Linked DNA regions of Homo sapiens: regions 2, 3, 4, 5 and 6 are each linked to region 1. Evidence: chromatin contacts called from ENCODE Hi-C or POLR2A ChIA-PET data. All regions are on one chromosome and are shown on one strand. Each heading gives the region's core, a stretch centred on a gene start or an enhancer-like site at or near the end of the contact. The rest is flanking DNA. Distances are from core to core; before and after follow the strand shown. Region 1 holds the start of RELL1 (RELT like 1). Region 2 overlaps RHOH (ras homolog family member H). Region 3 holds the start of RHOH (ras homolog family member H). Region 4 holds the start of N4BP2 (NEDD4 binding protein 2). Region 5 holds the start of PDS5A (PDS5 cohesin associated factor A). Region 6 holds the start of UBE2K (ubiquitin conjugating enzyme E2 K).

Region 1 (3,235 bases), core at 376-2,875:
CACATTCTCAATGTTTATGTTGATATAAAACTAGCAAAGGCTGCCTGCTAAGACTGCCAGACTGTAGGATGCGCTGCCAACTGAGCGCAGGACGCGCAGTGCCCTCCTTGGGCTTCAAAGGGCAGGGGCTCCATCCTTCAGCCTCAGCCATCTGTACTGTAGTGGCCTGAGCTTCTGTCACTGGCAATTCCCACATCAATGCAATGTTTGTAATAATAGTCCAGCAGACTGCGTGGAGGACTCGGTGAGAGAATAAATAGTCCTCTGAAAACTAGAGGTTATCAGTCACCTCAAGGATGAGACCCATCCTGTGAAAACCCACAGCCTCCATGCACCCCCTCTTCTTGCTGGTGTTGAGTATTTGCTCAAGTCCTGCCCTAATTTCCTTCAAGCAAATGCTTGATGGCCCAGTAACAACAGTCTCTACAGGGCAGTAAAAAGGAACTATTCAGAGAGAGCCTCTGAGTCCTATTAATGCTTGTGAAGATGATTCAACTTCAGAAAACACTTCTGACCTCTTAGCGTGTGCTGTCTGTCCTCCATCCAGGCGCTGAGGGCACAGCAGCGAGCAAACACAATGACAATGAGATAATTACAATTTATCATGGTGGCCCAGACATCGTGGGTTTACTCCCTGGCCTCTAATAGTCACCTCGCAGAGCTGATGTGAGGATGTGAGGAGATAATAAGCGTCTGGGCATTGAAAGACCTACTTTGCGGGAGTATGCGCAAGGTGCAATACAAGCACACGATTAAAAAAAAAAGGCAAGTTGTTCCTGAAAATGCATAGAGGTATTTTCCCCAATAGGAGCAGCTTAAATGCAAACAAACAGAGGAAGAAATTTAAGTTATCTTTTCTGCTAATTTCCAAACAACAGAACGTGACATCCAGCACAGCATCACTCCCTAGATCTGCAACCGAGGGGAATGCTAGTGGATAGACATGCCAACAGCGAAAAAAGCCTGTGCTCACTCCAGTGCTGGCCGCTTCTGACTGTCCAGTGCTTCTCGGGGCGCGCTCCCTCTTTCTCTTCCCACGCCCGCCTAGTCCCAGCGACCGAGGGAGGTTGCACCCGGGCGACCCTCCCCCCGCCCCGGGCTCCCGCGTAATCCCGGCCCGGCTTGGAAAGGAAGCGGGCCTGGCAAGTAGAGGCACGGCCGGGCCACGGTGGGCAGGGCGCAAGGGCGGGGCTATAGCCTAACTGCGCCGCCAAGGCTGCTGCTGGGTTTGGAAAGGAAGCGGGAGAGGAGGGGTCGGGCTGAGCTGTGGGTGGGGAAAAGGGCGGGGCCATGGATGGGCCACGTGCCTTCTTAGGTGGAGTCCGGGGCTCGGTAGGGAGAGGCGGGGCCAAGCTGAGGTGGGTGGAGAAAGAGGGCGTGTCCATGGCCTAGCTACGCCGCTGAGGCTGCTGCGGGGTTTGGAAAGGAAGCGGGAATGGCAGGGAGAGGCGGGATCAGGCTGAGGTGGGCGGGGAGTCGGGGGCGGAGCCATGAGTGGACCTCGTGCCGGCTTAGGTGGAGCCCGGGGCGCGCGGGGAGAGGCGGGACCGAGCCGAGGTGGGTGTGGCGTGGGGCGGGGCAATGGCGGGGCGGGGTTCGCCGCTCCCTGGGGCCCAGCCCAGCCACTCGATCAGCCCGCCGGCTCCGGAGCGGCTCTGCCTTCCCGAGCGCGGGACGCGGCGCCCTGGGGGAGGAGGGCGAAGCGACGCGGCGATGGCTCCGCGGGCACTCCCGGGGTCCGCCGTCCTAGCCGCTGCTGTCTTCGTGGGAGGCGCCGTGAGTTCGCCGCTGGTGGCTCCGGGTGAGTGTCCGGTCGTAGCCGGGGCGCCGGGTGCTGAGCCCGGTCCCGGGAGCGCGGAAGGAAGCGAGGGGTCGGGACGGCAGCCCCGCGGCGTCCTGCTTTCTGGCACAGCCGCGGGATCCCGGCACTGAACAACTGGCTGTCCCGCGGCGGTCCGGGCAGGGCGCGGTGCGTGGCAACGGCTCCCGTCCCTCCCCTCCCGCGGGCCCCGCTCCCGCCTTCCCTCCCTGGGGCCTCCTCCGAGGATCTGTGTTCCCCAGCGCTGGGCAGTGCGGGGCGTAGGGACCAGGCCTTCTTCGGGGGCGCTTCCTCCACGGCCGCTCGCCTCGGAACCCCGCGGACCCGTTTCCCGCCGCCCTTGTCCTCAAAGGCGCCGCGAGCGGAAGATCGTGACACAGAGCACCGGGTGCGCTGTCGGCGCCTCCTTCTCCCTTTTAAATACCTTAAAATATCCTAAAACCTGGAGGACTTTGAATCTCTTTCCACGTTTCCATTTATTTGGGTGGTTGATGGATTCTTGTAACAGGTCAAGGAGTCCACATTTCTTCCCATATATCCTGTATAAATCAGGCTCGGAAAAAGGGAAGGCGCGTTGGTAAACTTACATTTTTTTCTTCTTTTTGTTGATTCCTGTCGTCACGAAAGGAACCTTGTGTGGTCAGGGCAGGAAGCCACCAACAGAGATGCTAAAGTGTCACCAACGATGAAGCAGTTTTTAATTGAAATCAATCTTAAGAGGAGGTGTAAGTTTTATGGAAGTCCTATGTCACATCCTTGCTTTTATAATTACAGACACTAGGGATTCCTTACCACCGCTTCCCCTCTTAATTGCCACCTAACAGCTGCAGTTAAAAAAAAAACATACTTACTTGGCCATTTGGGGTTACTACAGCTGGGAATCTGACGTCAGCAAGCTCTTCCAAGCTTGATTTCAGCGGTGGTTCCTCCTCAGGCCCAAATAATAAGCAACTGGAAGCCTTTCAACAGTGACTGTCTCCTCCATAAACATCCATAAACTCTTCCTCCTGAGAACATTTCAGTCGCTTACAACTTTTACACTGACTTAGCAGTTTGGCCTTCACTTTTTCATAGAAACCAGAGCAGGTTGGAAGGGAAGGAGATGGATAATATTGTCTCCTGAGTCTTTTTAGCAGGCCCGTATTTCCGTTAGCCATCCACCTGGGGAAATGGCAGCTAGTGACATGTTTTACTGGATGGGACAATTTTTTTTTTCTTTTCCTTATTTTGATACAGGGGCTCATTTTGTCACCCAGACTGGAGTGCAGTGGCACAACCTCGGCTCACTGCAACCTCCAGCTCTCTGGTTCAAGTGATTCTCCTGCCTCAGCCTTCTGAGCAGCTGGGATTACAGGCATGTGCCACCATGCCCGGCTAATTTTTGTATTTTTAGTAGAGATGGGGTTTTGCCATATT
Region 2 (3,235 bases), core at 305-2,804, 2.5 Mb before region 1:
ATAGCTATCCTCAGCCCCAAGCCACCTCTTCTTTCTTCTTACTCATAAGAGTTTTAAAAGTCCAGGCTGAGAGCCAGGCGCGGTGGCTCACGTCTGTAATCCCAGCACTTTGGGAGGCTAAGGGGGGTGGATCACTTTTAGTAGAGATGGGGTTTTGCCATGTTGCGGATAGTCTTGAACTAGCCGCAACATGGCGAAACCCCATCTCTACTAAAAACACAGACAAAAAAAATTAGCTGGGCCTGGTGGCCTGTGCCTGTAGTCCCAGCTATTCGGGAGGCTGGGTCAGGAAAATCGCTTGAACCTGGGAGGCAGAGGCTGCAGTGAGCTGAGATCACACTACTGCACTCCATCCTGGACAACAGAGGGAGGCCTGGACTCAAAAAAGTCCAGGCCGGGTGCCATGACTCACACCTGTATTCACACACTCTGGGAGGCCAAGGCAGGTGGATCACTTGAGGTCAGGAATTCTAGACCAGCCTGGCCAACATGGCGAAACCCCGTTTCTACTAAAAATACAAAAATTAGCCCGTCATGGTGGTTAATAATCCCAGCTACTCAGGAGGCTGTAGCAGGAGAATCGCTTGAACTTAGGAGGCAGAGGTCGCAGTGAGGGGGGATCGTGCCACTGCACTCCAGCCTGGATGGCAGAGTGAGACTCCGTCTCAAAAAAAAAAGAAGTCCTTTTTATATTCTTTTAGATATTCAAATAAATATGAATATGGCCTGGGTATTAGATGACATTTAAGAACTATTGCTAATTTTGTTAGGTGATAACTGTATTGTCAGGTCCTTATTTATCAATCAATTTGTCAATTGTATTTTAAGGCCCTTATCTGATAGAGATGTTGATGTATTGATGAGGAAAATCAATAAGATGTCAGGGATTTATTTTATATTATTCCAGAAAACAAGCAAAAACAATGGATAAAGTAAGATTGGAAAAGTGTTAAGAACTATTGAGGTTGAGTGGTGGGTATACAGGGGTATATTAGCCTATTCTCTCCTCTTTGGTGTAGCTTCAAAACTTTTCGTGTTAAAAGTTTTAAAGCGTGGGGGCTTTTGTTTTCTTTCTTTCTTTTTTTTTTTTTTTTTGAGATGGCGTTTCACTCTTGTTGCCCAGGCTGGAGTGCAATGGCAAGATCTCAACTCACTGCAACCTCCACCCCCAAGGTTCAAGCGATTCTCCTGCCTCAGCCTCCCGAGTAGCTCAGACTACAGGCATGTGCCACCATGCCAGCTAATTTTGTACTTTTAGTAGAGACGGGGTTTCTCCATGTTGGTCAGGCTGGTCTCAAACTCCCGACCTCAGGTGATCCACCCTCCTCAGCCTTCCAAAGTGTTGGGATTACAGGTGTGAGCCACCGCGCCAGGTCCCAAGCTGTAGTTTTATTCTTACTCTCTGGTTATAGAGAAAATGCAGAAAAGCATCACCAAAAGAGAAAAGTATACTTTACGCTATAGTGACTTTTTCAAGTATTTGAAGGCATGTTCATGGAAGTGGCAAAAGGATGACAGCACAGAGGCTTAGAGCCTGCCTCCTGGTGGAGGGATATGGAAGAGGAAAGCCACAGTCCTGGGTAAGGATTCCCAGACAAGTCAGGGAAGAAAATCTTGCGCTTCAATACAGACTCTACCTGCAACTCAGTAAGACATCACTATCTATTCCTGGGAAGTAAGGGCCATCTCTAGAACATAAGCCAAAGGAGGCCAAAGGAGGCCCCTGAGATGACCCAAACTCAACTTTCTAACTGGTATCGTTACCTTCACTAACTTCCCTCGGCCCTCCCTGGGTAGAATTCTGCAGAATTAGCTCTTTGCAAAAGAACAAACGTCATAATGAAAATACCTTAAAAAGAAAAGAAACTCAAGAGTGAAAATGCATTACCCACACGAAACCAGATGAGAAGTCAAAGTAACTCTGAGAGTGAGGAAGACCCTCTGCCCTGGGGGTTCTTGTTGTCTGAAAAGGTGAGGGGGCTTTGGAGGTTTCTATCTTAGTATTTTGTGTTTTCCCCTTAGACGTAAACGTAGCCTTTGTCTGTGAAAATATGAAATCTGCCTGATGTCTGGATAGACCTCCACCAAGTTCAAGATACTTCCCAGCTGTAAAGCACCATCTCTGACTAAGAAAACCATCACATCTCAAGGTTCCCCCCATCCCCAACCCCAGAACCACCAACCACCACCACCATCCAACACACATATTTAAGCCATTGGTGGTGGACAGCATTTCCTGCTTTTACTTGCTGGTCCAAACAGATTGAAGATGACCTCCCTATTGTAACTTCTCTCCTCATTTTTTCCAGACCATTTCTATATATCCTATTTTCTGATTATAAAAGTAGTACATACACATTATAGAACATTTCGAAAACACTGATCCAAAGAAGATAAAAATCAGTTACCACCTAGAACCAAAAGCTGTAAAATATTAGCATACATTTTTCTGGGGTTTTTTATTCAGTGCATCATTTTTTTCCAAAACTAAGAATACCATACTTTATATGCAGTTTGGCATCTTGTTTTTCTTAATTTAACATTTAGGTCTTAATTTAACATTCTATGTCAAGATTCTTGACATAGAAAATGGCTGCATAAAATTTCATTATGTAAATATAGCATCATTTATTTAACCAATTGCCTACTGTTGGATAGTTTAATAATTCCTTATTTTCACTATAGCAACATTGAGTGAATATTTTTAATATAAATATATGATTATTTCTTTAGGATAAATAGATATGAGAGCAACTGCTGGAACAGAAGAGATAAAAAATTGAACCAATTTATATTCCATGTATGGGCCTATCACTGCATCTCTCTATCAACTCTCACTGGGTATAATATTTGCAAGTTTGACTTGTTTTCATTTGCATTTCATTTACAACTGGTGAAGATTAAAATTTTCTCATCTGTTTCTTGACAACATATATTTTTTCTTTTGTAAGTCATCAGTTTTACCTACTTTTCCAGCAAGACGGTCATTGTTTCTTAATGACTTTTAAAATCCTTTTAGAGATTAAGGATATTAATCTTTTATGATTAAATGTGTTGCAAATATATATATATATATAGTGCCCAGGTATTCTGGGAATTCCCCAGATTCCTGGTACTCCCCCTTCACTGAGCAAACCCTAAACAGAATGTAAAGTAGCATGTTCCCTGCTGCGGAAAAAAAACTCAGCATGATGAGATGCCTGAAAGGTCATCTAATTCAACATACTCATTTCTC
Region 3 (3,235 bases), core at 544-3,043, 2.5 Mb before region 1:
TTTCATGGAATTTGGGGACTGGCTTTTGAGGAATAGAGACTTGCTTATCATTCATCAACCAACTCGTTCTCCCAAGAGGAAGGCCACTTTAATTCCTGGATAATTGAAGGGCCTCCTTAAAATGAAGAAACCAGAGGTGGAGGTCTTACTGGTACCCCGAGCCACACGAACCTTTCTCTGCATAAATGATGTCCTAAGGGAAGACAGTAGAGGGCAAATGGAGGCCCACAGCCAGGCACAGGGATGCAGAAAGCAGCCCCAAGTGGGAAGAGGCCACGCTCGACAAGCTCCCTCTCACATGGAATTCTGCTGGTGCCGTGAGAGCCGAGGAAGCGCAGCCGCAGGGCAGAAGGAGACCAAGGACTATTGAATGGGGTCACTTCTCCCCAGTGCCTGCAAGGTCCTCGCTTTTGTGTCCACACCCTAACTGTCTAATCTGATTTCCTGCAATGTGTAAAACAAACTGTCTTCTCTTCTCCAGTGTCTCTTCAACTGGCCTTATCATCTCCAGGTCAGTCTCGCCTTTGTGCCTTTGCCCACAAGGTCCTCCCAGTCTGAAATCACCTGCCCCTTCTCCTTCTACCGACACTTCGCATTCTTCCAAAGCCCAGATCTTCCTGACAACTCCAGTTTGCCCCCAGGCCCCCTCCATGGAATTCACAGAACTCTTCAAGCCTGTGCTGCCCCACTCATCACTGAATTCTCATCTTGCATTGCTTCCTAAATTTTACTTCTTATCACAACTACCAGATTATAGGGTCCTTCAAAGTAGAGATTTTTAAAATATTTCTCTTATATCCTCCACGGCACCAGCTTAGAACCAATAAGGGGACACCAACTACTTGTTGCCTGCTTGAATACGTCAATGGCAACTTTCATTTAGTAAAGCACCTAAAACCGGTGATTTCCCAAACTTTGTTTAGTTACAACTCAGGCTACTGACTGGTACCTCGTAGCATATCTCCAAATCAAACCACCTCAGAAGAAAGATTAAATTTAATTAAAAAATACATGTTATACATCATAGAGCACTTTTGGGAAATGGTCATTAACATTGGCAATAGGTGAAAAACACAAGCTAGAAATTCCAGATTGAAATCTACATCATTTAGACTTCGGTTCTGTTTCTTTTCTGAACTAGACAACTTTAAAATTCATATTTGCACAACTTAGAGCATCTTTAGATTTACTTCATCAAACCTTGGGTAGTATTTAAACTACCCATACAGTTGAGCTCAGCCACAGTCACAAGCATATGCATTCTCTAGAATATCTGGAAAACCAAAAAGCCAACTATTGTAACTTTTCATGTTTCAAAAATCTTGTTAGGACTGTGGTGAGGGGCAGTGAATATCAAAGCAACACTCACCCCCCCGACCCCCGTCCCCCTGTAAATTGATTCTACACCTTACAGCAGGTAGCTCAGAGTCATTACGATGTTTGGCCTAGAGTAAAAGCTAAATAAAATTAGAAAAATTTCTTTTGACACCAAAGAAATACTTTTAAGGAAGCAAAATCCTTACCTGTTGCAGAATGCCGAAGAAATGTCTTGACAGTAAAATGACTGACTCCGGAAATCAAATTTGTTCAACAAAAGCAGGTGAAAACAAAAGCGGCCCAAGCCTTTTCACTGTGGTTGATTTCCTCATAGGATCAACCTCTCCCTCGTTCCCGAGAATATTAACTGATTCACACTGGAAGAACTGAAAATACAACAGTTGGGCTGGCAGGGAGTCCACCCCAAGATGGTTGGGTTAGTGTGTGTGGGGCAGCAGGAGCAATCCGAATGTGACAAAAGAGATTAGCAAGTTCCTGTGCCTAAGTCAATTTCCTGTAGCCGGCTTCTCCGCAGAGGGGGTTTCATTTGTGTGGGTTTAGGGGGGTGTGTGTGCACGTGCGTTTCTCTCCATTAGAATATGAAACTTCCCCAGATCAGAGGCAGAATAAGGCCTTTGCCGCACCGCTGGGTTTGCGTTTAATTTATCCCCCACCCTACTCCGAGACTATGTTTCTCTCCCCCTTAGCCCCATTTTCCTCCAGCAAAGCCCTACGTAAAACTGAAGAAAGGAAGACTGAAGAGTCCAAATGATTCCTCATGGAAGTAAAATTACCAAAAAAAAAAAAAAAAAAAGTCCATGCCACTGACCAATCTTGGTTAATTTGAGCTTAGGAAACAACACCTTAGAACTTTCCCCCCATCAGCTTGGGGAAAACAAGAGGTGGATTGTCTGCTTCGCTTTGCTGCATTAAAAACTATCAAATATTTTGCAAAGAACAGAGGCAGGCTTAGTGAGAGTTCGAGCAGCCCCCTGCCGTGCGTTCACCCCTGTATGGACGAGCACCTGGGCTGGGAGTTACCTGGCGATGAGTTGTTTTTTCAGACTCCTCAGAGTTTCATTATTTGCCTAAAAACACAAGTTTACTTGTTTTGTCCTAATGGGCAATCCAGGTGTAGAGACCATCTGCAACTACTTAGGTTATGGCTAAACGCCTAACCCAACAAATTGAACTTTTGTGATGTGGTCACAACCGCCTGTGCCCCAAATCCCTGAATAACTAACTGTTGATGCTACTGCTCACGGTGATAGCTTGGTCAAAATACCTGCCGACCGTAAGGATAAAGTCAACTCCATGCCTTTTATTTTATTTTATCAGTGCATCGGCCCCACACTCAAAGATTTGAGTTTAATTGAGCTGGGTTGGGACCGGACATCAATATTATTTTAAACCCCTCTGATTATTCTAAAGTACTGCTGCCACTCTAATGGATGAGAAGGAGGAAAGAACATTCCACGTAGAGGCAAATAGTATGTGCAAAGGCCCTGAGGTGGGAAAGAGGTTGGCATGTTCAAAGAAGTGAAAGCAGATGACTGTGCTTGCAGCATAGTTGTAGAGGGAATCAATGGTACAAGGTGAGCATTCTTATCAATAGACACCCAATTACCAAGTTCACAAGACTTCCACATGAACCCATGTGTCAATTTGTTAATGCACAGTAAGAACTCAATCTGCCAGCTGAGATCCTCGAGCCTTCTGAAGAGCACATTATCTCCTAGAAAATCCTCTGTGGGAGGCCAGGTGCAGTGGCGGTGGCTCACACCTGTAATGCCAGCACTTTAGGAGGCTGAGCGGGGAGCATTGCTTGAACCTAGGAGTTCGGGACCAGCCTGGGCAACGTAGTGAGATCCCATCTCTACAAAAATTAGCTGGGCAACCACACCTGTAGTCCCAGCTA
Region 4 (3,235 bases), core at 736-3,235, 2.4 Mb before region 1:
AAATAAATAAATAAGATGCAACTATGTAACAGTATTTAGATTTAAAATAAATACTAAAAAAAAAACATGCAACTAGTGATAATATTTAGCTTCTACTGTGTACATACAAGATACTATGCCTACTTTAATATACTTTAATGAAGGAAAAAACATGCCTCTACCATAACTTAAGCCCACTTTTTCTATGAAATACAGTACTTCTATCTCCCCTTCAAATTAACTAAAGTCAACAAGTACACAAACTGGCATTCGTACGTACTGCGTGCTGATTTCAACTGCTTTATTCTTTATTGTTTTACAGGTTAGTCTTTTTTCATTAACTAAATTGTAGCCTCCTTGCAAAAGAGCAGCCATTTATTTCCTATTCTTCCCACCATGTCCACCACTACAGCCCCTCGCTCCTACCCCCCATCCTAGCACGGCACTTAAATAATAAAAGGTCCTGGCAGCGAAACTCAAAACTGTTTATTTCTGACCTTTAGCAGTAAACAATGTTAGAAAGGCAGATGGAACCACGTTTATCAAAACACAGAACACACGATGTTTACATTTCCTAAAGCGCGTCTTTTAGTTAAAATTAAAGGATGAGAGTTAAAACGAGTTACAAAAGACAGCTGGTGTTTGAAAGAAAAACACTGGAAGTAATAAAAACGGAGTGAAAAGGCTGATGTTGGGATTAAAAGAAAACATTTTTTTAATACAGCTGCAAATCAGTCATTGTTTTCTGAGAGGCTAGGTTCATCTCCAGGATTTTCTTCTAGGAGCTCAACCAATGGCCACCTTTACTGAGTTAACCAGTCTCCAGGCAAGCAGCCCTTGCTGATTGGCTCAAAGATGTCGAGTAGAAAAAGCAGCCAATCCTGCCTTCAAGCCAGAACTGTGCCATGGAGACATTACAACCACTGCATGGCGAGAATGTGTACAAACCTGTCCGTGCCACAAATATCAGATCCTAGTTACAAAGACTGCCGCCGAAAGGAAGAGCCTTTGAAGCCAACACTGACACTGACCTGTCATCTACATTCTATTACTCTAGCTCTCTTTCGGAGGGAAAAAAAAAACTATTTTAACCAAAAGCGCATGAGAGATAAACTGTGCCCCCGCTAAGATGACTCACTCTATTGAGGATGAATTTCCAAACGGACGGCTTAGAGAGAGTCCCGATGAGAGAGGGGCTCTAGAAGGGTCCCATTGAGGGACAAAGTTGCAGATGGGGGCAGGGGAGGCGGGACGAGGGCCAAAGACACACAAATGCCGGGGAGGGGAAAGTCTCCCCGCAGTCTCCAAAATCCGAACGTGTGAGTGGCTGTGTGTCTGGACTTGAACTGAGTAAATAAACGGCTCTGCTAGGACTATGTGCTCAGGAAGGTGGCCTGAAGTTCCCAGAAGGCTCCGCCTGGCAAACACCTAAGGCGCCTGGAGGGGCGCAAGGTCAGGTCCCGGCGGGAACAGATCTGGGAGGAAACCTCGGGGGGTCGAGAGGGGTGTGTCTGGGGCCTGGAGGCCCGCCAGGCACTCGGAGGCCAAGGAAGCGGCCGCGGCCCCCGCCTTCGCCCGGCCTCGGGCTGAGCGCCAGGGCCCGCCTCTCGCCGACGCCTCACTTCCCTTCCGTCCGGGCAGCCGGGCCCGCGGGTCAGATCGGAGGCGGCCCGCGCCGGGCCCCACATTCAGGGCTTGGGGGTTCATTCGCCGCGCCGCCCGCCGCTGCTTCAGGCCCTCCGCTTCGGCTCGGAGCCCCGGGACCCCTAACCTCCAGGGCCCTCACCTTGGACCCGCCTCCCTGCCTCCCACCCGCCGCCTTTACCTGCTTCTGGAGCGGGCAGAGGGCGTCGAAGCCGGTGCCGCGTCGTCGAACGCACAACGCGGCGCCGCAGGTCCGCAGCCCTTTCCCGCCGGCGCCACTGCGCTCTCCCGCGCCGCGCAAGGCTAGCAAGCAGCTGCGGCCGCGGGGGAGACACGGCGAGCGCGCCCGGCGGGGAGACACTGCCGCTCTCCGTCCGGCCGGGGAAGAGCAGCCGCGCAGAAGCCCGCCGCGAGAGGGCGGGTGGGCGGCCGGGTGGGGAGGGGTCTCGAGGCGCCGGCAATGGCTGCCACGTCGCCCAGGTGGATCGCCGCCCACCGCCCCCCCCCAAGCCCGCCGGCTGTCCGCCACGACCTCTGCTTCGTCCCCGAGCTCCGCCTCGGCGCGGCGGCCCGGGGGACTTGAGCCCGCGGGCGCTCCCACCTCTCCCGCTCCCGCTCTCCCGTTGGAGAGCAAGCCCTGCCCGGCCGGTTCGGCTGCTTCCGGTCGCCCACCCCCCAAGTCTCGCCCGAGAGCGGGCCGTGGTCCCCACTTTTCTTATCAGGGGGTCCCTGGAGGAGCAAGCCCTTCTTCGAGTGTCGGGTTCTGCTTGGGGGGAAGGCGGGAGCTGTTTGGCGCTGGGGAACATTGCAACAGGCCCGGAATTTTTGCCAAAATAAGCGGCGCGGTAAACCACAGCTGTTTCTAGCCCTCGGCACTCTCCCGAGCCCCAAAAAACAAAACAAACACAAGGTCGGCCTCGCGAGGTGAGGGGAGAAAGGAAAGCAGAGCTGGGACGAGCCCTGACGCGCGCGGGGTCCAGGCTGCAAGTTGGGAGGGACGGCGAGGCGAGCGACCGGCCTCGGCATTGCCTGACTAGGGCCGTGGCCGCTGCGGCGGGCACGGGAACCCGCCTTCTCGCGCGCGGCCCTCCCGCGGGGGGCTTCCGGGCGCGCGGCCTCGGAGCCCCACGGGGAGACAAAGGGGTAGGCGACTGCCACGGGGTGGAGGGAGGCTGCCCAGCCCCATCGGCCCTGCCAGCGTGCGGTCTGAGCTCGGGGAATGTGTGCGCCTTAGCCGGTGGAACCGCAGCCGCTGGCCTTTGCCCCCAGTTCGAGCTTGAGTTTTCGGATGCCAAGAAAAAGCAAAGACGTGCTCTTCCCTCTTGCGACCGCTGTAGTATGAGTCCGTCCCCAAGCCTGCACCATTTTTTTTCTCTCAACTCTGCTTTCCCTGGTTTATTTGTTCTGGGTTCTGATGTGAAATGTTTAGTGTTTTCAGGGTACGCAAATTTTTCACCTTTGCTTTCTGGTTGGTGGTGGTGGTGGTGATGGTAGTGGTGGTGGTTTTGCCTGTTTTTTACTTCCTCCGTCCCCTCCCTTTGCGGTTACTTTTCATTCCACTTGCAGTGGTTTTTCCCAGAATAGAGAAGCGAAATAACCTCATGACAAAGTG
Region 5 (3,235 bases), core at 205-2,704, 2.3 Mb before region 1:
CGATATCACGCCACTGCACTCCAGCCTGGGTGACAGAGTAAGATTCCGTCTCAAAAGAAAAAAATAAATATCAAAAGTGACAGGGAGAGCCTAAAAAGAGAGCAGCTTTTGGTCCACTTAATAGTTTGGATGAGGACACTTTTAAATGGATTCTGCCTGGTACTGTAAATGCCCAAGAACAAAGCATTGACTTTTGGGCAGAGTTCTAGCAAATCAGCAACTGTGGAGTGTCAGATTCGCAATGACTGCTCTTGTGTAATACGTCAAAAACAAGTCAGTGAGCTGAAATGCAGTACCTTTACTATTTTTAAGTTGACGTTAAAGGATGTGGGAAAAAAATAGACCAATGGGTACCCATCAAGAATAATTTGAATAAACAATCGAATATCATTTTAAACTATGGTAGTGGTCAGTTTCAAGAGCTGAATGTGATTTCATATTATCGTATCCTTTTTTCAACTTTCTCTTCGGAAATTTTGTGTATGCTCTTGATTTTTTTTAAATAGGTAAGTGTATGTTCTTGCGTTAATTTGTTTCAATTACATACATTAAATTGCTCAAACACTGCTGCGTGCACTGTTTTTACCTGATAGTGGTTTTCCTTTGGATGACAGAAAACGTTAATGCTTGGTAGGTTTAAAACATTTTTAAAAAATGAGCTCTTCCTTATTTACAAGAATCACCCACCCAATTAATAAATGCTTATTTCTGGGTTCCACTCTCAGAGATTTTTATGTTTATGTATATTTTTATATTTTTTAGTGTTTTATTTTATATGTTATATTTTTATATGTTTTATGTTCATATATATTTTTACGTTAAAAAAACATATATTTTTATGTTTTTTAATCTTTGGAGTTGGAAACCTACGTTTTCAGCCAGTACCCAAAGTGATTGTGAGGCCTGGTGGCCCAAAGACCATACCTTGAGAACGACTCGACCCAATGCTATTTTCATGTTTTGCAGCTTTCAAAATATTAACTTCAGAAATCTAAGGAGGGTGGGCAACTCGGGTGGCTGTCAGAAGACCCGAGAGTGAGCCGCTCACGCTGCGCCCCATTGCACAACTTTCCTTGACTTTGCAGATCTCTCCCTGAGGAGGAAATCAGTTCATTTTCACCGAGCAATTAACTACCTCCCAACCAGTTTCGTCTATGTCCCTCAGGATGACCCCCAAAAGTCACCAGCTCATCGCCGCTGCGAAAGATAAAGCACTGTTTGCCCTGCGTGCCCTCGCAAGGCCGCGGGAACCTGGGCTCGCTTCCCGCCACCCGGGCTCCTCCTCCTCTCGCCCTCTCCGGTCGGGTCCTCCGGGAGGCGCCCCGCGCGGCAGGTATTGGCGCCAACCGGGTGGCGGCGCTGTCCGCCCTGCGCGCGGCCGCCTCGGGCCCGAGGGAGGCGGATGCACGGCCGGCGGAGGAAGGGGAGGGAGCGAGGAGCGCGCGCTGCTCTCGCGTGCTCTCGCGCCGCTCGCGTGACCGGCCGGTGTGTGCGCGAGGCCCCGGCTCCCGGGGCACGGACGGCCGGGCGCGCGCCTCTGCGAGGGGCGTCCGGGTCCGAGTCGGCGGTCCGGGCCGGCGCGAGGTGCGTGCGGGCGGGCCGCGGGGGTCCCGGACGGACACAAGCGCACACACTCCCGGAGGAGCCTTCGAGGCTGCTCTTCCTCGGCCAGACGGAGAGCGGCACTGTCTCCCCGCCCAGCGCTCACTCGCCCCGCGTCTCCCCCCGCGGCGGCTGCTCCTCCTCGGCACCGCCAGCCCCAGCGCCGCTCCCGGGCGGGCGGGCGGCGGCGGCGGCGGCGGCGGGACCCGCGGAGCCGCTTTGTGTGCAGCCCGACTAGGGGCGGCGGCGCAACCACCTGACAGAGGCCCGGGCGCTCGATGCACCTTCCGCCCGCATGAGGAGGAGGTAAAGGCGGCGGCGGCTCGGCTCCCGCCCTAGGCTGCTGGAGGGAGGGGACGGAAGGGGAGACTGGAGGGGGGGGCCGCGGGTCCGAGGCCCGGTGGGGCCGCCCGAGGGTGCCGGGAAGGCCTCGGCGGTGCCGGAGGCGCCAAGCGGCCGGGGGCCAGAGAAGCAGCTGGGGTCCCTCAGCCGAAGTTGAAGGAACAAAATGTGAAGTGCGGAGGCGCGTCAGCCGCTTCCTGGCGTGGGGCTGAGGGTGGAGGGCGGCTTGTTTTCCCCTCCCGCGGGGGTGAGGGAGCGGAACAGGGGAGGGGTGGCAGCGCGGCGGGGACTACCCCGGGTCCGAGGCTCGGCTGGGCAAGGGCGTTTTGTTCCCGGCAGCCGCCGCTGCGCGTGGGTCCGCTGGGTCCCTAGTTTTGCGGCCTAAGCCGAGCCCTATAGGCCTCGGGTCTGGTTTCCCGGAGGGGACTGGCCGGGCGGGACTGGGTGCTTCCCCACCGCCGAGCGGGGGCCTTGGGGTCCTTGCCGGCCTCCCGGGGCCGCCAAACTTCGGACCCTGGTGCTCGGGGGTGGATTTCATTGTGAAAGGCGGAATGGGAAACTCCTGGCGCTGTTCGGCGGCCACGGCGGCTGGTGCGGAGGAGCCCCGTGAGCCTGGGGCTGGCAGGGCCGGGTTGGCGGGGCCGGCGGGGTTCGATCCCTGGGAAAGAGCGGGTGGCGAGGCCGCTGCCGGGTCCCCGGCCTCTGGGGAGACAGGGCCTTTTCCAGATTAGAGAGATTTGAAATGAAAAAAGAGGTTACAAAGTCGCCCCTTTCCCGCTGAACTTTGGTTTTCTGACCGATAGAGGCCGGTAGAGGACTGTGAACCAAAAGTTGTCCCCCAGGATGGACTTCACCGCGCAGCCCAAGCCTGCCACTGCCCTCTGTGGCGTCGTGAGTGCCGACGGGAAGATCGCTTACCCTCCGGGGGTAAAAGAGATCACCGACAAGATCACCACGGACGAGATGATCAAACGCCTGAAGGTAAGTGTCTGGACGGATTTTGATGTCTTTGGTAGAAGGCGCTTTCTCCTGTGATACTGCTACCCTGCTCAGTCTGGCCTTTAAAGTTCCAAGTTTTTTAGATCTCTTACCCCCTCTGAAAGGTACTGTTGTATCTCAGATAACATCTTTGAGTGAGTTTTGTAGGGATATAACCATTGTGGGAAATTTAAAAGGAGTGTGATTTTTCAAAAACTTACTGGTTTTCAAGCATAAGAATTTGTGTTTTTAGAGTTTTTTCTGGAGGTATTTAATGAGAATACTGTTCAGAGTGGCTTGCAAACTTAGGTGT
Region 6 (3,235 bases), core at 404-2,903, 2.0 Mb before region 1:
TAAGTCTGTTGTCATTTTTGAATTTTAAATAATTTTTTCTCCATGTATACTCATCACATACTTAGAATGCTGAATTTCACAAATTATTATTGACACTATTAAAGTACTAACTGTAAAAGAAAAACACAAATAGCAATGATATATTCAATAATGGTATGTGAATCTTGAAAATAATCATTTTCTGTATTACTTTTTGTTTAATTCATGTGGGGAAGACAATCTGGCATTCTTGTTGATCTTGGTATGAGAAACTGTACTAATACTTGCATAATTTTGAGTCAAATTACTAGAGCACTGTGAATATCTTACATAAATAAACGTAGTACAAATGTATCTAAATTCTGCAGGACTTAAGAGCAACGGGAGGCAACTTTTTTGAAAATCTGTTAAGTCGTGATAAATCTCAATAAGGAGATGAAACAATGTATTAATCTGGTGAAATTTCACATTTTTAATAGGTCTGCTTTTCAAAAGTAAGAATCAAGTTAACTATGAGGGACATCATAATGAAGTTTCGTGGCACAACACGAGTCACAGAGGCACTGTCTTAAGACAGTCTCTCTGATCTGTAACTTGTAAACAATATTTTGAAATAAGCTACTCATACATTCCATTATTTGTTTCCTAACTAAAAATATTTACATGTCTTTAATACACCAAACACCTTGCCTTTGCCCACTCAAAAGATTGAGATGTCAATAAAGATGAGGCCTAGGAATTTGGGGGTTAAGTGGAAAAGAGATAATTATCTTATTTGGAATTAACTTGCTAACTCAGGTGAAAATTCCCTTACCCCTGCCACCAAATAAGACAGTATTCTATTATGTCTCCCTTTGACTCCTAACACCCAACTAAGAAGGACTAACTCTGAATGTCCTTCCTTTTTAATCAATACCTAAGGACTCACTGCTCCTTCCCCAAGAAAAGAACAGTGAAGGCCTGACAGGCAATAACCCCGAATACCCTCAAAAGTGTGGGCCTTCGAGCAGCACTGCTCTTGGGATCCAGTTACCACCTTTCCCCTTCCCCCAACCCACTTCCCGGGTTTTCTCAGGCTCGGCCTGCTCCCTCCCCACCCCACAGCCACATTTCCAGCTGCGGCCACCGCCTCGGGTTCTCTTGTGAGCTTCCATCCCTCCGAGGAGTTGCCCCCTGTCCATCACCTCCCCAAACCATGTTCCACCCCAGACCACCCGCCCGCGAGACCGTCCATCCTAGCGCTCTGGGAGGGGAGGGGAAGGCGGCGGAAGGAGGAGGGGAACACTGCTGCTTCCTCACAGGCAGAAGGGCGGCCGCAAGGAGGACCACCCAGGGACTACCGGGGATATCGGGGTCGCAGCTGGGAGGACCCTCCCGCCCCAGGCAGAGGTGGGGGATATCCGGGAGTTCATTTCTGACCTCCTCGCTCTTCAGCACCTCCTTGAACTCCCGCTTGATTCGCTGCACCGCGATGTTGGCCATGTCTCCGCCCGCAGCTGATTCGTACCCGCCTCCTCCGCCACCGCTACGACCACCGCCACCGCCGCCACCTCTTCCTCCACCGCCTCCTCCCTCGGCGATTCAGACCTGAGCACACGAACACTGCCACTACCACCCCGGCCGCCGCGCTCGCCTCAGTGTGGAATCACCTCCGCGCCCGGCCACCAAAATGGCGCCGGGTCGGCGCATGCGCACGACGTTGACCCGGCCGGGCGGCGCAGCCGCTCCCGTTGGAGCCCCCATACGCCCGAGCCACGAGCTCGCGTCTCGGCTGGGGCTGCGGCCGCGTGGCTCCGCCCTGCCGGCGTCTGGGGCCGCGAGGGTGCGGCTTCCAAGCTGGCCGGCCCTAGCCGGCCCCCCCGGCCCTTCCCGGCGCCTCCGCTCCTGTTTAAACCCGGGTGCTGTGGTCTGGGCTTCCAGCGCTGGCCTCTGACCGAAGGTTCGGGCGCAACCGAACGGGTTTCCGACGCCGCACTCGGCTGGAACGCCGCCCTGACTCAGCTAGACCCGGAACCCGGAGGCTGAACGCCGTGTCTAGCGCAGGAAAACGCTCTCCCGGATCTCGGTCCGGCCCATTTTCAGTTGGTGTAGCCCCAGAAAATCTACTGCAGTCGTTTTTGTTCTGCAACATTTATAGTACCACGATTATTCCCATCATCTCAGGTAGCACAGATTATTGAATTAAGGCTGGTTATTGTTGGATCAGATTGGGTTTGAGACAGGTACTCGGTGGAGAGGCCTGAGGGTGGGTTTAGAAGCCAGATGTTGCTCTTTGACCTATTTAATACCGAGCTTGACACACACACACAATCTCTCTCTCTCTCTCTCTCTCTCTCTCACACACACACACACACACACACACACACACTCCTATGCCCATCCCTAGAGTGTAGGGTGGGCCTAAGACTGCGCTTCTAACAAGTCTCCCAGTTGCTGCTGCTGTTGGTGCTGGTTCCGGGACCACATTATGAGAACCACTGAACTGAATGAAGCATGTGAAAATTCACATATATTAAAGTGAAAATTGGAGAAATGGAAACAATTACAGTACCCTTCAGGGGACTCGGGGTGGGGGAGGGGGAGCCTTATTTCTGTAAACCTAGGCCTCAAAGGTGCCTGGTGATAGTAGGCACTCAATAAATATTGAATGAGTAAATGAGTACAGATAAGACTAAAACGTTTTTGCTGGCGCGGCGGATCGCTTGAGGTCAGGAGTCCGAGACCAGTCTGGCCAACATGGTGAAACCCCATCTCTACTAAAAATACAAAAATCAGCCAGGTGTGGTGGCAGGCACCTGTAATCCCAGCTATTCTGGAGGCTGAGGCAGGAACATCGCTTGAACCTGGGGGTCGGAGGTTGCAGTGAGCGAGATCGCGCCACTGCACTCCAGCCTGGGCCACAGTGCAAGATTCTGTCTCAAACAAAACAAAACAAAACAAAAAGTATAAAATATTTTAAGTGGAAAGTAAGTTTGAAAGTGGTTTCTGGGCCAGGTGCGGTGGCTCACGCCTGTAATCCCAGCACTTTGGGAGGCGGAGGCGGGCGGATCACGAGGTCAGGAGATCAAGACCATCCTGGCTAACACGGTGAAACCCCGTCTCTACTAAAAAAATATAAAAAAAATAGCTGGGCGTGGTGGCGGGCGCCTGTAGTCCCAGCTACTCGGGAGGCTGAGGCAGGAGAATGGCGTGAACCCGGGAGGCGGAGCTTGCAGCGAGCGAGATTGCGCCACTGCACTCCAGTCTGGGCAACGGA

The links. Hi-C counts contacts between places; a loop is a spot of excess contacts on that map. ChIA-PET counts read pairs that join two places held with the same protein, here RNA polymerase II (POLR2A). Pooled maps may share reads with other maps.
Region 2: a loop to region 1 is called in a pooled map, with 2.8 times the contacts of the local background. The contact joins the enhancer-like site here to the promoter of RELL1 in region 1. A Hi-C loop is called at or near these places in 3 of 50 pooled maps. POLR2A ChIA-PET finds 5 or more read pairs at or near these places in 2 of 52 experiments (HEK293 and naive thymus-derived CD4-positive, alpha-beta T cell).
Region 3: a loop to region 1 is called in a map of naive thymus-derived CD4-positive, alpha-beta T cell, with 14 times the contacts of the local background. The contact joins the promoter of RHOH here to the promoter of RELL1 in region 1. A Hi-C loop is called at or near these places in 1 of 168 maps with a recorded cell type or tissue (naive thymus-derived CD4-positive, alpha-beta T cell), 1 of 37 single-sample maps with no recorded cell type and 8 of 50 pooled maps.
Region 4: a map of CD4-positive, alpha-beta memory T cell shows a loop between it and region 1 (10-fold over the local background). The contact joins the promoter of N4BP2 here to the promoter of RELL1 in region 1. A Hi-C loop is called at or near these places in 4 of 168 maps with a recorded cell type or tissue (CD4-positive, alpha-beta memory T cell, Right ventricle myocardium inferior, aorta and 1 more) and 13 of 50 pooled maps.
Region 5: a loop to region 1 is called in a map of CD8-positive, alpha-beta T cell, with 11 times the contacts of the local background. The contact joins the promoter of PDS5A here to the promoter of RELL1 in region 1. A Hi-C loop is called at or near these places in 2 of 168 maps with a recorded cell type or tissue (CD8-positive, alpha-beta T cell and dorsolateral prefrontal cortex) and 10 of 50 pooled maps.
Region 6: a loop to region 1 is called in a map of CD4-positive, alpha-beta memory T cell, with 7 times the contacts of the local background. The contact joins the promoter of UBE2K here to the promoter of RELL1 in region 1. A Hi-C loop is called at or near these places in 2 of 168 maps with a recorded cell type or tissue (CD4-positive, alpha-beta memory T cell and CD8-positive, alpha-beta T cell) and 8 of 50 pooled maps.

Annotation. Positions count from the first base shown.
Region 1 is chr4:37,684,766-37,688,000 of GRCh38, reverse strand. It overlaps RELL1 (RELT like 1), which reads left to right and starts at 1,625. Exons shown (of 7, transcript NM_001085400.2): 1 at 1,625-1,801. The coding sequence starts at 1,714. RefSeq lists silencers at 927-1,236, 1,417-2,086.
Region 2 is chr4:40,227,495-40,230,729 of GRCh38, reverse strand. All of the region lies in intron 1 of RHOH (ras homolog family member H), which reads right to left. Among named protein-coding and RNA genes, the nearest start is that of RHOH, 32 kb to the right of the region's middle. RefSeq lists an enhancer at 3,152-3,201. Within about 2 kb of position 1,554, at least 5 of the 41 ENCODE cell types and tissues checked have a DNase peak (open chromatin) inside an H3K27ac peak, as active enhancers do.
Region 3 is chr4:40,195,589-40,198,823 of GRCh38, reverse strand. RHOH (ras homolog family member H) reads right to left here and starts at 1,793. Exons shown (of 3, transcript NM_004310.5): 1 at 1,524-1,793. RefSeq lists an enhancer at 721-820.
Region 4 is chr4:40,055,600-40,058,834 of GRCh38, reverse strand. It overlaps N4BP2 (NEDD4 binding protein 2), which reads right to left and starts at 1,985. Exons shown (of 18, transcript NM_018177.6): 1 at 1,805-1,985. It also overlaps the pseudogene LOC344967. RefSeq lists enhancers at 924-1,023, 1,124-1,173 and silencers at 1,364-1,713, 1,764-2,223, 2,564-2,773.
Region 5 is chr4:39,976,130-39,979,364 of GRCh38, reverse strand. It overlaps PDS5A (PDS5 cohesin associated factor A), which reads left to right and starts at 1,454. Exons shown (of 33, transcript NM_001100399.2): 1 at 1,454-1,908; 2 at 2,748-2,925. The coding sequence starts at 2,788. RefSeq lists silencers at 1,230-1,869, 1,920-2,669 and an enhancer at 2,207-3,115.
Region 6 is chr4:39,696,554-39,699,788 of GRCh38, reverse strand. UBE2K (ubiquitin conjugating enzyme E2 K) reads right to left here and starts at 1,653. Exons shown (of 7, transcript NM_005339.5): 1 at 1,399-1,653. The coding sequence starts at 1,461. RefSeq lists a silencer at 1,670-1,959 and an enhancer at 2,040-2,099.